Regions from separate parts of the Homo sapiens genome. Here region 2 is linked to region 1. A link is an interaction called in ENCODE POLR2A ChIA-PET data of the cell type or tissue named here. Cell type or tissue: CD4-positive, alpha-beta T cell. All regions are shown on one strand.

Region 1 (8,000 bases):
CCAGACCTCTGCAAGATGTCAACAAGGACCCTCCAACAACTAGTAATAAAGGAACACATTCATTTACTAAGCACTGACATTTTGAAGGGTAAATTCTGGTGAACGACACCCACTCATCCCTCTGACTCCTACTCTTAGCTAATGACCCTGACAGTCAAGTTGCTTTTGTACCTGCTGTTCCTTCTGCCTAGAGCACCTTCCTCCTCTTTAAGGACAGGCAATATAGACACCAATTCATCCAGGAAGCCCTCCTGATAACCCCCAACTAAGGGAACGTCGACATCCACCACTTCATTCATTCAGCTAAAGCTTACTGAGCACACACCATGTGGCAGACACGAGGGACACAGTGGTGAACAAAACAGACAAAATATACTGCCCTCGCGGAGCTTATATTCTAGTGCATGGAAATGAACAATAAGCAAAATAAACAAGGGAAACACATAGTGTATTAAGATAGAGGAGAATCGGTGGGGGCGGCCCACCCTGGCAGGAAAGTATATTGATAACAGAATTTAGAATTGCTGGTGTGCGGGGCTCATAAAGAGCAAACCCACTTTGAGTTTATTTCACGATTATTTTCAAATTCTCTACAGATGACGCACCTCCTTAGGTCCTGCTCCCAGTCACCATTGAATCAGAATGCCACTGGATTAAAGAGTGACAGGTCAAAGGGAGGAAGCAGAGCAAGGATGGAGAAGGAGGAATGGGTGTTGAACGGGCTGCAATTTTAAATAGGATGGTTAGGGAGGGAGCCGTCACTAAGGTGACAACGTGAGTAAAGATCTTGGAGGGAGGCCGGGCGCGGTGGTTCACACCTGTAATCCCAGCGCTTAGGGAGGCCGAGGCGGGCGGATCACGAGGTCAGGAGATCAAGACCATCCTGGCCAACATGGTGAAACCCCGTCTCTACTGAAAATACAAAAAAAATGAGCTGGGTATGGTGGCTGGTGCGTGTAGTCCCAGCTACTCGGGAGGCTGAGGCAGGAGAATGACGTGAACCTGGGAGGCAGAGCTTGCAGTGAGCAGAGATTGCACCACTGCGCTCCAGCCTGGGCGACAGAGCGAGACTCCGTCTCAAAAAAAAAAGGTCTTGGAGGGAAAGAGTTCCAAGCAGAAGAAACAGTAAGTGCAAACATTGTGAGGCAGGAGAGAGTAAGCACAGAGGAGAGCAGTGAGAGAACCAGAGAGAACAGGGACATGGACCACATGGTCCTTTGGAATGAATGTGGCTGACAGAGTGAGACGGGAGGGAAAAGATGGGATCTGACTTACTTTTTGAAAGGATTACTCTGGAAGCTGTGTGCAGAAGAGTCTGAAGGCAGGGTTGGAACTTACTGGGAAATGACGAGAACAGGGAGAGCCAGCTAGGAGACTCACCGGACTCCAGCCAAGAGCCAAAGGTGGGTTGGACAAGGGGAGGGCAATAGTGGTGACGAGAAGTGTCTGATTTGGAAACGATGCCTCAGTCGAAGGGAGATAGGAACCTAAGAATCAAAGGGGACACAAAGGATTTTTGGACTCGCCATTGGCTGAGATGGGAAATCTGTGGGCAAGAAGGGGTCTGTGTGTGGGCGGGGTGGGCAGGAGCTCAGCTCAGGATGAAATGTCTGTTACCTGCCAAGCAGGATGTCTTAGAGGCAGTGGATTCTCAGCATACACAACTCTGAGAGTCAGCAGAGAAGTCTAATTTAAAGATGAGTGATGGAGAGTTCCAAGGATTGAGCCTTGATGTTCTTTGTCATTCCTTCGCAGGAATCTGAAGAGAAGATGGCAAAAGAGTCTGAGAGGCAGTGGCCAGAAGGAGAAGGAAAGCAGGTGGATGTGAAGAAAGTGTTCAACGTGGAGGGAGGAACCAGCCATGTCAAATGATGCTGACAGCCAGGCAAGATGAGGACCAAGAAATGTCCACTGCATTTAGCAAAATGAGGACATTGGTGACCTTGACAAGAACAGTGTCAGGGATGACAGTGTGATTGGGGTGGATTCAAGGGAGAATGGGAGGAGAGAATTTGGAGATGATGAGTCCAGACAATCATTTTGGAAGTGGTAAGAACTGGGGCCATTCTCCTGGGGGAGGAAGTGGGGTCAAGACAAGGTATCTTTACATGGGAGAGATGGCAACATGGTAGCATGCTGCTAGGAGAGACCCCATAGAGAGGGAAAGATTGATGGTGCAAGGGACAGAAGGGAGACACTGGAGCGATGTCCTTGAGCAGCCAGGAGGGCATGGGATGAATGTTGCAGGGGGAGGGGCTGGCCTGAGCCATGGCGTGAAAAGTTCATCCACAGAACAGGAGAGGGACAGACACAAAACGCGGGCATGCGGTGAGGCAGCGGGTGAGGTGGGGACAGATGCTCGTGAGCATCTCTTCTGATTGCTTTTATCTTCTTCGTGAAGTAGGAAGCTGAGGCATCACCCGAGAAGAAGGCTCAGCGAGTCCGTGTAAGGCAAGCGGGACTGTAAGCTCCATGAGGACAGGAACCTTGTCTCTTGTTCGCCATCGCCCCGCTGTGTGAGCACAGTGCTAGGGATGTACTAGGTGTTCAAAAGGCATATATTGGATGATGAGCTAATGAATGGCAAAATGGGCAGATTATCACAGTACCTGAAACCACAGGACCTCACCCTAAATGGGCACAGGCCAGATGCCCAGTGCTTTTTTTTTTTTTTTTTTTTTGAGATGTGGTCTCACTCTGTTGCTCAGCCTGGAGTGCAGTGGCGCAATCACCAACCACTGCAGCCTCGACTTCCTGGGTTCAGGCAATCCTCCCACCTCAGCTTCCTGAGCAGCTGGGACTACAGGTGTGCACCACCACACCCAGCTAATTTTTGTACTTTTTGTAGAGACAGGGCTTTGCCATGTTGCCCAGGCTGTTATCGAATTCCTGTGCTCAAGTGATCCACCCACCTCCACCTCCAAAAATGCTGGGATTACAGGCGTGAGCCACCATGCCTAGCCTGCCCGGTGCTATTCTGATTCATACACTTATATTTATAGCCATCAAATCTCAGGGCTTCCTTGGGTCCCTGGGCGACCTCTGGCCAGTCTCTTTCCTGCTCTTGCCTCTCTCACCGAGCTTAGAAGAGGCTAGGCTTAGGGCTTCTTGTAAAATGACCAGCTTTCTCTAATTGAAGACCAGGGTACCCTATCACATTTGTATCTATTCTTTGCTCTTTTTCTCTTTCCTAGTGACCCTCATGTTGTCATATTTGTTGCCAAGCTCACTAAGGAGGGCACCACGGGACCAGGGTTGTCACCTCTAGGCAGAGGGGAAGCTTGAAAATGACAACACATGGCCCTAGGATGTTCATAGGCACCATCACAATTCAACTGCTTCCTCAAGGCCCAGGGAATATTTTTCTTTGCAAACTACTAGTATTCTATCAGTATGACTAGTAGTTTAAATTGTTTGGAATCTTCTGGTCCAAGGCAGAGCTGTGGGGCTGTGGAGGCAAAGTCCTGCCTGAAATGGGACCCCCTGCAGGGTGCCTGAAGTCTAAGGGTCTGGGTCCTCAGCCACGGATCACACAGCCTGGAGCCTGTGAGTGGGGAGCCCCTGCCACACTTCCCTCAGCCAGAATCCTAAACCCGCAGGAGTCCCGGGGCTCTGCGACACTCTCTAGCCCAACTCTCTTCAACACCAAACCCCTTATGCATCTGTCAGATGGTCCTTCAACTTCTGGGTGAAGTGCCGGTTTAAAAGTGAACTGCCAGAGAAGCAGTCGCTCCAGATGTCTTCAAAGGCCAGTGTCTGTAACCCCATCTGTTCTTACCTCAAAGGCCAGGCTCCCATCCATCATGATGGGGAGAGGTGGGAAAGGGCTGGCTGGTCCTGTCAACTCCGATAAACAGGTGAAACACTGGCCAGGTGTTCCTGGAACTGGGATCTCCCCTTTTCTCTCCCATGCTGAGCTGCTTCTTGGAAACATTCGCAAGAGGGTGACAGTCTTCCCTCCAGATCCCTTCTTCGTCCCCAGGGCACCAGAATAGCAGCTGACAGCCCCAGCACAAGTCCTTGGATTCTTTGTCATGTTTAAGAGGAGGCTGGCGGGTGGAAGATGGGAGAGGAATCCAATTATTTAGTCAATAAACATGTATTGAGAAGCCAGTGTGTGCCCGGCACCCTTCAAGATGCTTGGGATATCTGAGTGAATGAAACCCACAGGATCTGCTGCCTGTGGGGCTTGCATTCTAGTGAGGGGAAAGGTCAGAGTTCAGGCAGAGTCTTCCTGACACAACGGGCTTCCCTTCCCCCAGGGCAAGAGGGATCCAGCCAGGCTCCTGCTGGGCCAGTGGATCAGTCCCCGATCCACTCCCAGAGCAAGCAGCCGCAGTCAGCAGAGACCCCACCCTCCAGATCTGCCAAGCACATCGGCTGACTCCAGCCCCCAGAGCCACAGAGCCACTCAGCAATCAAGGAGAGTAGCTCCCAGCCACGGTTGGTGGCAACCCCAGGGCCCGCTGTGGGGGATGCTGTGGGTCCACTCCCTGCCACCTGCTTCCTGCCTGTGTAGCCACAAGGGAAATACCACCTTCTGAGAAGGGGGAGCCTGTCACCCAGATAAGCAGGTTTTGTGGGCCGCTTCCACAGGAAAACATGCTTTCTAAGAAGCCAGTCTCCTTCCTCTCGTTGTTTTCCTGGCAAGCAGAAGCAGCGTGAACACCTGCAGATCGCAGCGAGATGAGGTGGATTAAAGTAAACTCTCCTTACTGTTAAAACGCCCAGCATCCCCTCAAATGCTGGGGGTGGCTTCCCAAATATAATCTTTTTAGAGAAAAAAAAATGCCCACATCTACCACTGTTTGCAAGCAATTCAGACAACTTAGGTGTGTCTTCTCCCTGTTGCGGGCAATGAAAAAGAGGCTGCTGACATCTGTTTCCTTTAAGAAACTTGTAAAAAAATCCTCATGCAGATGCGCACGGTTGCTTGGCTATGAGCAAAGCAGCATGCCGTTCCTGACCATCCATGGGCCCCTCCTAACCTGAGCACTTGCTGGGGCCAGAAGACCCCTGCCCCAGGAGCTGGCAAGGGGGTACATGGTTCGAGGGTGGGTTTCTAGCTCCTAGGGTGGACCTTTGACCCAACCAACTCCTAATCAGCAAAAGCCAAACGAGACAAAACCACTGTGGGGAAACTTCTCCCTTTTTAAGCCCCAGCTTGTATAAATTAATTCTTTGTATACAACCATGAAAGGAGATCTGAGGTGAAACACAAGTCACCCCAATGGTGTAATGAACTTTCTGAAGCTTAAAAAAAGTCATCAAAACACGGAGGCAGTTGGGTGAGACATTTCCTCCAATGCAAAATCAGTTTCTACATCAATGATTCTCAGAATGGGGTAAGGTGGCAGGGGAGAGAGTATAATGAGTTTAGTGGCTTTTTCAAACTACCTGTGTGCCACTCCCATCCTCAATTCTAGAGATTCTGGCACACGCCCCAGGAAGCCTCTCCTGACCGAGAACTCCCGTCATGGTGAGTTCTTCTTACTCAGTGGTTCTTAAAGATGAGCTTGCACCAGAAGCACCTGCAGGGCCCGGTAAAGCCCAAACCGCTTGTTCCCACCCCCAGTTTCTGATTCAGTAATCCTGGGGTGGGGTCCAGAATTTGCATTTCTAACAAGTTCCTAGGCGATGCTGTTGCTGGTACCAGGGACTGCACCAAAAATCCTCCAGGTGTTTTGAGGCAGAAGATAATTAAGAACAACTGGGTTGAAAAGAAATTATTTGCTGTGTATTGCAAAAGAACAAAATCAAACCTCTTTGTAGCACCTCTTGATGCTGATGGCATGGCGGTACACTGAAGTATTGTGGGGGAAATGGCTGAGACCCCAAGGCTAGAGATAAACACATGACCCAGATTGTAGCTCCATCCCCCCCACTTGCAGATCTCGGACAGGCCAGAGAGTCCCCGCTGTGAGATAAAGTTTGGGGTTGTCAGCTGCTCATTTAGCTAGAGCACCGATGAAAGGAGAATAGGGCATGGATTCCATCTCCACATGGGTCAGGAAGCTTGTCCTGTCCTGTGGCTGTGGGCAGTGGCTTATCAGGGGTCGATCCTCAGGCCACTGAGCAGAAGAATGCAAGGGCAGCCACCCCTCACCAATGAGGCTACTCAGTGCCCACGCTCGACCCACCCCAGCTATGGCAGAAACTTTCCACCCAGAAGGAAAGGCCCCATTATTAGAATTCAGAAGGGACTTTGTGGCAACCAAACTTACAGCGTATATGCCAACGTCATGCCACACCCCAAAGGTCAGTGATGGTGCCAGTCATGATCTAGAAAGAAACTGGGCCTGCGGTTCCAGGGAAGAAAACCCACAGTCTGGGAAAAGTAGAATTTGAGAATTAACTTTGATTTCCTATTAATTCTTATCCCACATGGGATTACACTGTCTGGTAATTATAAGTGTGGGGTGGGGAAATCGATTCCTGTACTTCCTCCATAGAAGGGAACTTGTTTGTCAGAACTTCCAGGGCCTAGCACAGCCCTGGAACACACTAGGTCCTCAGTTAATGATAAATCTTTTACAGTCAGTGCCTCCCAGAGGGGAGAAAATACCATCAAAAGTCAGGACTTTGGGAGCCTGGGAACCTAGTGTTCATCTTAGAGAAGCTCAATGCCGTCTAGCACGGAATTCTGCAGCCGTGGAGCAAAGATTCCTTCCCCTAATTCTGTTGGCTTGCCTGGCTCTGCTCCTGAATATTTAATTGGAGTAATTAAGCCTATCACCAACAGGCTGTCAGTCCCAGCATTCAAAAACTCTCCTGTTGTTCTTCCAAAGAGTTAATGATCTTCAGGCCTTGAAAAGATCCTGCATTTTTGGCTGGTTATCAAAATCAACTAGAGAAGAGCTGATTTCAGGATGCTGACAGCCTTGCTCTCTTGCTCTGTGGTGGGGGCTGTGCTGGGCTAGGGGAAGAGGACTTGCATTCATACCCACAGACATTCCCACACACACACACATACGTGCACATCAACACCAACACCAAAACTTAGGTGTTCACTGATTTCATGAGGCGATTCATTTTCTGCTGGGTGGGGTGGGGTAGTGGTGTGGTGCAGCGTTAATGATTCCTGAGACATGTCCTGTCTTGTATGTTTATACCTCTGCAGTTAGCCTTTCTTCTTTTTTGCCCCCGATCCTACTCAAAGTACCCTTAAGTATGGAATGCATGATGAACAGGCCAGATGATTCTATCAGTTCTCTTGGAGTTTCCTATATTCTATTCTACCCCTCAAGATCACTTTCACTTCCCAGACTAGTCATTACGATGCCCTAAATGCTGGTTAAGGGTCATGACAAAAAAAAAAAAAATCCAGCTGAAAACTACTTGGCCATTTTGCATAAAACTGGGGTCAACCCACTGGTCTGTTGTATCACTTGACAGGAGCCCCTTAGGAAATCTCTTTTAGAGCTCAAAAGCCAGGTGAATTTTATCTCTCCTAAGAAATCCACTTACTTTTCCCTGTTTTATTTTTGTCTTGGCTGCCAAGAGCCTCAGAGTTAAATTTAATAACAGTTTTAGGTTTTGTATATTTACTTCCCTCCTTCTTCCTGTGGTCCTGAAAATAAGATAACTATTTTAATAATCTTACTGAATGTATTTTCTTTGTTGTAAGGCATGCAATTTTTTTTTCTTTTTTAGAAAACACAAGCTATCAATGATCTTAGTGTAAAATAAGTGCAGGATCCTGCACTCAGAGGGAAAGCCAATTGCATACAGAATGATGATTCCCTATAAACAAAAATTCCTGAATAAGATTAAGAGGGTCATAGTGGGCCACAAGCTGACAGTGCAACAGTAACCCTGTGCAGGGAAGCGGGTGGTCCCTAAGAGACCAGGCTTCTGAGTGTATGCTATCTTATTTCAGCCCTCCATGAAGCTTCGTGGTTTAGCTTTACAATGGCCCCTAGAGAAGATCTTACTAAGAGCTGTAGAAAAAGGTTGCGTTGTGCTTAACTGCAATCCTTTCACATGTGAGAGCAAGCTAA
Region 2 (8,000 bases), 480 kb before region 1:
GGAGTAATATAATCTGATTTTTACTTTAAGAGGTATTCTCTGACTTTCGTTAGAATGGACTGGAAAATGGGACGGGGGAATAGAAACCGGAAGGGGAGGTAAGTGGCTGTTGAAGTTCCAGGTGGGAGAAGGTGGCTGGACTGAGGAAGGCAGCAGCAGAGCTGAAGAAATGCATGTCTAGAACTTCCCTGTTTATACTCGGGCCTCTTGAGAACAGGGAATGTGCTTTACCCATTTGCCTGCCTTCTTCAGTCAAGCTTCATGAGTGGTAACACCCAGCAGCTGTAATTCTCTCAGTTCCCACTCGCATATTCATCTGCAGCAGCCTGGTTCTGCCCTGCAGTTCTATTGGAACTGCTCTGTCAGAGACCACCTGGGATCCTCACAGAGTAAAATAACCTCATTTAAAAATTCTGTCTCGCCACTTCTATTCAACATGGTATGGGGGTCCTAGCCGGTTTAATAAGTCATGCAAAAAACAAGGCATACACCTTGGAACAGAAGAAATAAAACCATTTTTTTGTGAACAATGTGATCATATATGTAGAAAATCCTAAGGAATTTTCAAAAAGCTACTAGAACTGATAAATGAATTCGACAGTGTCTCAGAATATAAGGTTAATATGTAGAAATCAATTGTATTCCTATATGCCGGCAAAGAACAACCCAAAAAATAAAACTTCAGAAATTCCATTGACAGTAGCATAAAAATATTTAGGAATAAATTTAATAAAAGATATTTTAGACTTATACACTGAAAACTACAACATATTGCTGAGAGAAATTAAAGAATACCTGAATAAACAGAGAGATATGCCATGTTATTGCTTGGAGGTCTCAATGTTTTTAATTAAAGATGGTAATTATTTTTAAATTAATCTATATATTTAATGAAATCACAATAAAAATCCCAGTAGACATTTTTGTAGGAATTGACAAGCTGATCCTAAAATTCATTTGAAAAGACAAATAACCTAGATTAAACAGAACAATTAAAAAAATTTTTTTTAATTGTGGTAAAATACACACGAAATTTACCAACTTAATAATTTTTAAGCTTACAGTTTAGCAATGTTAAGTATATTATCATTGGCCTGCAGCGAATCTCCAGAACTTCTCATCTTCCCAAACTATGTTTAATAAACTTCATTTTATTTTATTTTTTGAGACAGAGTCTTACTCTATTGCCCAGGCTGGAGTGCAGTGGCATGATCTCAGCTCACTGCAACATTCACTTCCCGGGCTCAAGCAATCCTCCCACCTCAGCCTCCTGAGTAGCTGGGACTACAGGCATGCACCATCATGCCCAGCTAATTTTTGTACTTTTTTGTAGAGACGGGGTTTTGCCATGTTGCCCAGGCTGGTCTCCTGGGCTCAAGGAATCCGCCTGCCTCCTGGGCTCAAGAGATCTGCAGAGATCTACCCACCTCAGCCTCCCAAAGCACTGGGATTATAGGTGTAAGCCACCACACCCAGCCTAAATTCAACATCCTTTAACTTCCCATTCCCCTCGACTCTCAACTCCTGGCAACCATCATTCTAATTTCTGTCTCTAAGGAAATGACAACTCTAGTTACCTCACATAAGTGGAATTATACATTTGTCTTTTTGTGATGGACTTACTTCATTTCACATGACCTCGATATTTAACCACATTGTAGTATGTGTCAAAATTTCCTTCTTTTTATAGTCCACTGTGTGTGTATGTATGTATGTATGTATGTATGTGTATGTATGTATGTATGTATGTGTATACATACCACATTTTGTTTTTTCATTTGTAGATGGACACTTGAGTTGCCTCCACCCTTTGGCTATTGTGAATAATGCTGCTATGTACATGGGTATACAAATATCTCTTCCAGCCCCTTTGATTCTTTTGGGTATATATGCAGAAGTAGAATTGCTGAGTCATATGGTAATTCTATTTCTAATACGTGAGGAAACACCATACTATTTTTCAAAGTAGCTGCATCATTTAATTTTCCACCAACAGTATACAAGGGATCTAGTTTCTCTATATCCTCACTGACATGTTATTATGATTATTTTTGATAGTAGCCATCCTAATGGGTGTGAGGTGGTAGCTCAGTGAGGTTCTGATTTGCATTTCTTTACTGGTTAGTTACATTTGAGCATCTTTAATGTGCTTATTGGACATTTGTATATCTTCTTTGGAAAAACATCTATTTGTCCTGTGACACAAAACAATTTTTTTAAATAATCAAGTTAACAATTTATGCTACCTGATTATAAGACTTACTATAAAACTCAGTAATTAACAGTGTGGTATTAGATAACAATGAATCAATAGAGTGGAATTGAGAGTCTAGAAATAGATCCTTACTTTTATATGGTCAAATAATTTTGATAAAGATACCAGGGTAATTCAATAGGGAAAAACATAGTCTATTTTTATAAGTGATCTTGAAATCACTGAATAGTTATAAAAGATATTACTCTTGACCCTTTCCTTATACCATATACAAAAATTAATTCAAAATGGATTACAGGACTAAAACTATAAAACTTCTAGGAGAAAGTGAAGAAATTTTTTTTTAATAATTTTGGGTTAAGCAGATTCCTTAGGAAGCAGAAAATACAAATTATAAAAGAAAAAAACTTAGTCATTAGGCTTCATCGAAATTTAAAAATTTGTTCAGTGACAGGAAATGAAAGGTCACGGATTGGGAGAAAATATTTGCAAACTATCTGATTTGAATTAAGAATATATAAAGAACCCTTATAACTTAATAGCAAGAGAAACTACCCAATTAAAAGATTGGCAAAAGATATGAACAAATGTTTCACCAAAGAAGATATATGAATAGTCCAAAAGCACATAAAAAATGTTCAACACCACTGGTATTAGGGCAATACAAATTAAAATTAAAACCACAATAAGATCTAATTATATGCCTGCTAGGAAAATTAAAAAACAAAACAAAACAATATGGAGTGTTGATAAAGGCATAGAGAAACTGGGATCCTTGTAAGTTGCTAGTGGAAAGGTAAAATGGTAGAGCCTTTTTGCAAAAGTTTGGCATTTTCCTTTAAAAGTAAACACGTGCTTGCCATGCAACCCAGCAATTCTGCCCCTAGGTATTCACCCAAGAGAAATGAAAATCTGTGTCCTACCAAAGAGTTGTAAGTCAATATCCGTTGCAGGATTATTCATCATAACACTAAATGGAAGCAATGGCAATGTCTGTCAGTTGATGAATGGTTAAACAAAATGTGGTCTATTCATACAGTGAAAAACTATGCTCCAGAAGAAAGAAATATGTTACAAATTCAGGCAACAACATGAAGAAATCTCAAAAACAGGTTAAAAGAAAGAAGGCAGACACAAAGGACTACATGATTCCATTTGTATGAAATTTCTAAAAATGGCAAAACTCTAATGATAAAAGCATATCTGTGGTTGTCTGGGGCTGGTCTTGGGATCAGGGATCAACGGCAAAGTGGTGTGAGGGAAATTTTTGTGGCAATGAAAATGTTTTAAAACTTGAGTGTGGTAGTGGTTACAGGACTGTATAAATTCACTAAAACTCAGTGACCCATATGCTTCAAATGAATGAATTTTATGGCATGTAATTTATGCCACAGTAAATTGGTTTAGAAAAGTCTTTTAATACATGAAACACCTACTAAAACAAATGAATTAAAAAAAAAAACCCCCACAAAACTCTTGGCTTTGAATGACTGTGGTTCTGCCCTTTCCTGGTTCTCCTCATGCCTCCGGGATGAGTTGCAGTCTCTTTCATGGAACGCTCTCTTCTGCTAACCCGGTAATGAGTGTTGCCTCTCAGGATCCAGCCTTTGGCCACTGCTTTCTAATGCCAGAGCTCCTCTCTGCATCATTTCACTCATACTCCTGCTTTTCACAATGATCAAGTGACTGTCAGGGGTATGTTCCTATCCTGACCTCTTCTCTGAGCTTCAGACTCATTGATTCAGGTGGTTTTGTTTTTGTTAGTGTTTTTTTTTTTTTTCCTTCAGGATATCATTAGCTGGTGCCTGTGATAATGGACACCACATACTCCATTGATACAACATTTGACTCATCTTTCTCCTCCTTTACCTTCTCTTCCTCTCACATCCTTCATCTGTCTTAGTGTCACCACCATCCACACAAACATTCAAGCTAGAAATGTGAGGGTCAAATATATATCAATCACCAGACCTGGGTTTTGTTTTGTTTTGTTTTTTTTGAGACGGAGTCTCACTCTGTCGCCAGGCTGGAGTGCAGTGGCGCGATCTCGGCTCACTGCAACCTCCGCCTCCTAGGTTCAAGCGATTCTCGTGCCTCAGTATCCTGAGTAGCTGGGATTACAGGCATGCACTGCCACCGTGTCCAGCTAATTTCTGTATTTTCAGTAGAGGCGGGTTTTCACCATGTTGGCCAGGCTGGTCTCAAACTCCTGACTTTGTGATCTGCCCACCTCCGCTTCCCAAAGTGCTGGGATTACAGGTGTGAGCCACCATGCCAGACCCAGACCTGGTTTTTATTTTATTTTTGTTTTAAAATAAAGTTTACATAGAAAAAAATGCTCAGGTTTTAATGTTTAGTATGATTAATTTTGACAATCATACACATTCATGTCATAATCCTCAAAATAAAATATAAGACATTTCTATTCTTTGAGGAAGTTCCCTCATGCCTCTAACTGGTCAACAACCCCCCACCTAACACCCCAAAACACTTACATAAACCCACAAACTGGTGTCTAACATTATATATTCGTTTGTCTACATTTGGATTTCATGTAAATGGAATCATACAGTGTGTACTATTCTGGGTCTGGTTTCCTTCACTTCCCATAATGGTTTTGCCAGTCATCCATGTTACACTGAATATATAAATAGTTTGTTCCTTTCTATTGCTTAGTGATATTCCATTATATGGACATACCATAGGTTGTTTATCCATGTACTTCCTGGTGGACATCTGGGTTGCTGCCAGTTCTTCAATATTTGAATAAGACTGCCATAAACATTCTTTACAATTTTATTGGGAACATATTTTTCTTATACAAGTCTGTATAAACATAGTTTTCTTGGGCAAATACCTAGCAGTGGAATTGCTTGCTTATAGGGTAGATGTACACTTATAAGACACTCTCAGAGTCCTTCAAAGAGTTTCTGCCATTGGCCTCTCCCACCAGCAGTGCATGAGAGTTCCAGGTTCCTCACATTCCCACCAGCACTTGGTATGATCATTTGTTTTGATTTTAGCCATTCTAAGGGGTATGAACTGCTGTCTTACTGTAGTTTTAACTCGCATTTCCCTGATATTTAATGTTGAACACTCTTTCATGTGCTTAATTGGGCATTATCTTCTTTTGTGAAGTGCCTGTTCAAGTCTTTTGACCCTTGCCTTATTGAATCATTTGTCTCTGTATCTTCTATTTGTTGGACAGTCTTGTTAATTTTTAAATCCAAAATATTTCTCCTTTTGGTCCCTTCCTTTCCACCCTGCTACCACTGAGCTAGCTCAGGGTCTTCTCATGTCTCGACTAAACAATTCTGACTCGTTTCTTTGCCACTAGTCCTACCCTCTTGTTTATGATGCCTTTGATGCAGGCAGAAAAATCTCTATAAATCAATCTATGTCATCCCTCTGTTTCCCATAACCAACAGGAAAACATCAGGCATTTCAGGTGACAATCAGGCCCCTCGTGTGTGTTCAGAGTGACTTCCTCAGCCTCATCTCCCTACACGCCCAGTCTCCTGATTTGCTGATGAGTAGTGCTAATCATTTGTACTTGGTGCTCTTCTTTTCCTTCCTCTTAAGAGTCAGGCCAATGACATCCCTTCTCGGAAGCCTTCTGTAAAGCCCCAGCCCGAGCTAGGTCCCTCCTCTGTGCTCCCTAAGCAATGGGGCATCCATCCACACAGTCCCAACCTGTGGCAAGAGCACAGCAAGTGCTGGCTCACTGAACGAGGCATCGATTTCCTAGACTGTGATATCAGGAAAAAGCTGCTCATGGTTTTAACAATGACAAAAGTGTGTGTGGAGAGATAGGCAGAAGCGGGTGAGATGAATAGGCCGAGTTCCCTCGAGTCACACCGCAGGCACCCTCTCTGCCGGGAAGAGTGGGAGTGTGGGGAAGGGCTGTTTGCTGTGCCCACCCTGTGGAGCAGTGCCCTCTGGGCTCTCCCTGTCCTGGTGACTGAGTCCCAGCAGTGGCCTGAGTCCATGACAGAGGGGCCTGGGGAGCTGAAGGTGATCTGCTGCCTGTGAGCCCCAGGCTGTGCTACCCAGCTCTCTTGCTTGTCACCTTGCTAAAGACACAGCAAAGAGACCCCTCTTCTGTTCAACGGCCAGAGGCACAGTGTGGAGACTCCAAATCCAACTTGCAGGCACGCAGAACGATTCTGCCTTTGTCCCTTCTCTCTCATTTTGGAGACCCCTGAGGGAGTTTGTTGTTAATCTGCCCACCTCTGATGCCAGTCTTCCCCGTTCACATTTAAGCATGTTTGAATAAGAAGCCAGGTGTTGGCGTTAGCAGCTCATTAAGTTATAGTAAGAGGAGGGAGGAATCGAAGACTCCCAGGCAGAGAGTGAAGCTTAGAAGATCAGGCCCTCCACCCTCCTCCATGCTTGGTTCTTCTCCACAGCGTCTTTGTTTAGTGGGCTCTCCACCCCGACTGAAATCCCTGCAATGACAGGAACTCACCACCTCCTGGTACATCCCACTCCACCTGGGACAGCTCTGACAAGGACAGGACTTCGCAATTTCGAGCTGCAATCGGTCCCCCTACGTATCCCCACCATAGTCCTGTTCTATGGTGGGCCCCCTCTGGGGCCCCAGAGAACAAAGTATGGGTCTTCCCCATGGCAGTCTCTCAGGTATGTGAAACCAGCCTTTCTGTTCTCCAAGGCTTTTCTTCTCCAGGCCAAAGGCCCTCCACTCCTACAAATCTTTTCCATGTGACATGGTTTCAGTTTCCCTCAGCAACCACCCTGCTGTTACCATGCCAGCTGCAAACTTGCCTTGGCCTCCAGGGGACTCACAGCTTGGACATTCTCATTATCCTCCCGAGTCGAGTCATCTCCCCAACTCAGCGTTTTTTATTTTGTTGTTTTCACTCAGTTGATCATATTCTTGGCAAATAGACGTAGGCTATCAGCTGACTCAGCCGCAGAATCAGCAGAAAGGACTGTGTCTCCTTCACCTCTGTCTCCCCTGCGGCACCCACTACAGTCCTTGGGAATGGGTGGCTGCTAAGAAAAGGTTTGTGAAACTGAGTTGAATGGAGAGGGTTGGCTGGAGACCTGAAAGAGGATTTTTAAAGGCCCAGGTCTCATCATCAACGTGGCCACTCACTAGGTGGTGGAAGGAATGTAGAAAGGATCCTTCCAGCTAAAGCAGGTCCGTGGCGCACCTGCTATGGGTGGTTTCTGTGCCAGATTCTACACTAGAAACATAGCAGTCCACCTTCCCTTCTTTGAAGACAGCACAGGATCCACATCACACCCTCTTTATCCCCTTCTTGAAACGTGTGTCTCAGAAAAAGTGTTTAAATAAACCAGTTTGAAGAGCCCATTCTTGTATTTGGGATTCATATGTATATTAACAACCCCGTGGAAAGGCAAAATGTTGTTATCTGCCTCCTGGAGAGCTTAGATCTCCCAGGAGATCTGTGGCTTGTCTGATGTTGCCTACAGTGCCACTGGCCCCTTTTCTCTTCAAACTAAACTGTCAGGAAGATTAGCAATACCAGGCAGGCCCTCACAAATCATGGAGCGGAGGACAGGCTGTCCCAGCACGGATCCTGCAACTGAGGTCAGCCACAGAGCTTCCCATTTTTGCCATCAATTTCTTTAAGCCTGTCTCTCTGGAACCCAGAGCCCACATTTGCAATGAGCCCTAGAGGCTCTTACGAGTTGGAAGCGGTCACTTGATATTGATTTAGGGCCCTTGGGTTTCTGGAAGCATGCCAAATCTGAAGCAGGAAAAAAAATCTCATCGCCAAGAAGACTTTGGGATAAA

The links. Peaks named below come from ENCODE experiments on the same cell type or tissue, not always from the same donor. Only the 100,000 strongest peaks of a DNase experiment are listed, where the experiment ranks them.
Region 2: POLR2A ChIA-PET joins it to region 1 with 8 read pairs; 3 of 35 experiments call an interaction of 5 or more read pairs at or near these places.

Annotation. Positions count from the first base shown.
Region 1 is chr3:194,301,979-194,309,978 of GRCh38, forward strand. It overlaps LINC00887 (long intergenic non-protein coding RNA 887), which reads right to left. Exons shown (of 3, transcript NR_024480.1): 2 at 3,779-4,049; 3 at 1-1,759. Among named protein-coding and RNA genes, the nearest start is that of LINC00887, 6.8 kb to the right of the region's middle. RefSeq lists enhancers at 4,934-5,173, 5,684-5,833, 7,387-7,436. In CD4-positive, alpha-beta T cell, no CTCF peak of the experiment used is centred here; DNase peaks (open chromatin) are centred at 4,523, 4,803 and 5,283; H3K4me3 peaks cover 828 bases; H3K27ac peaks cover 442 bases.
Region 2 is chr3:193,819,559-193,827,558 of GRCh38, forward strand. No RefSeq gene overlaps it. Among named protein-coding and RNA genes, the nearest start is that of LINC02038, 20 kb to the right of the region's middle. RefSeq lists an enhancer at 1-501. In CD4-positive, alpha-beta T cell, no CTCF peak of the experiment used is centred here; no DNase peak of the experiment used is centred here.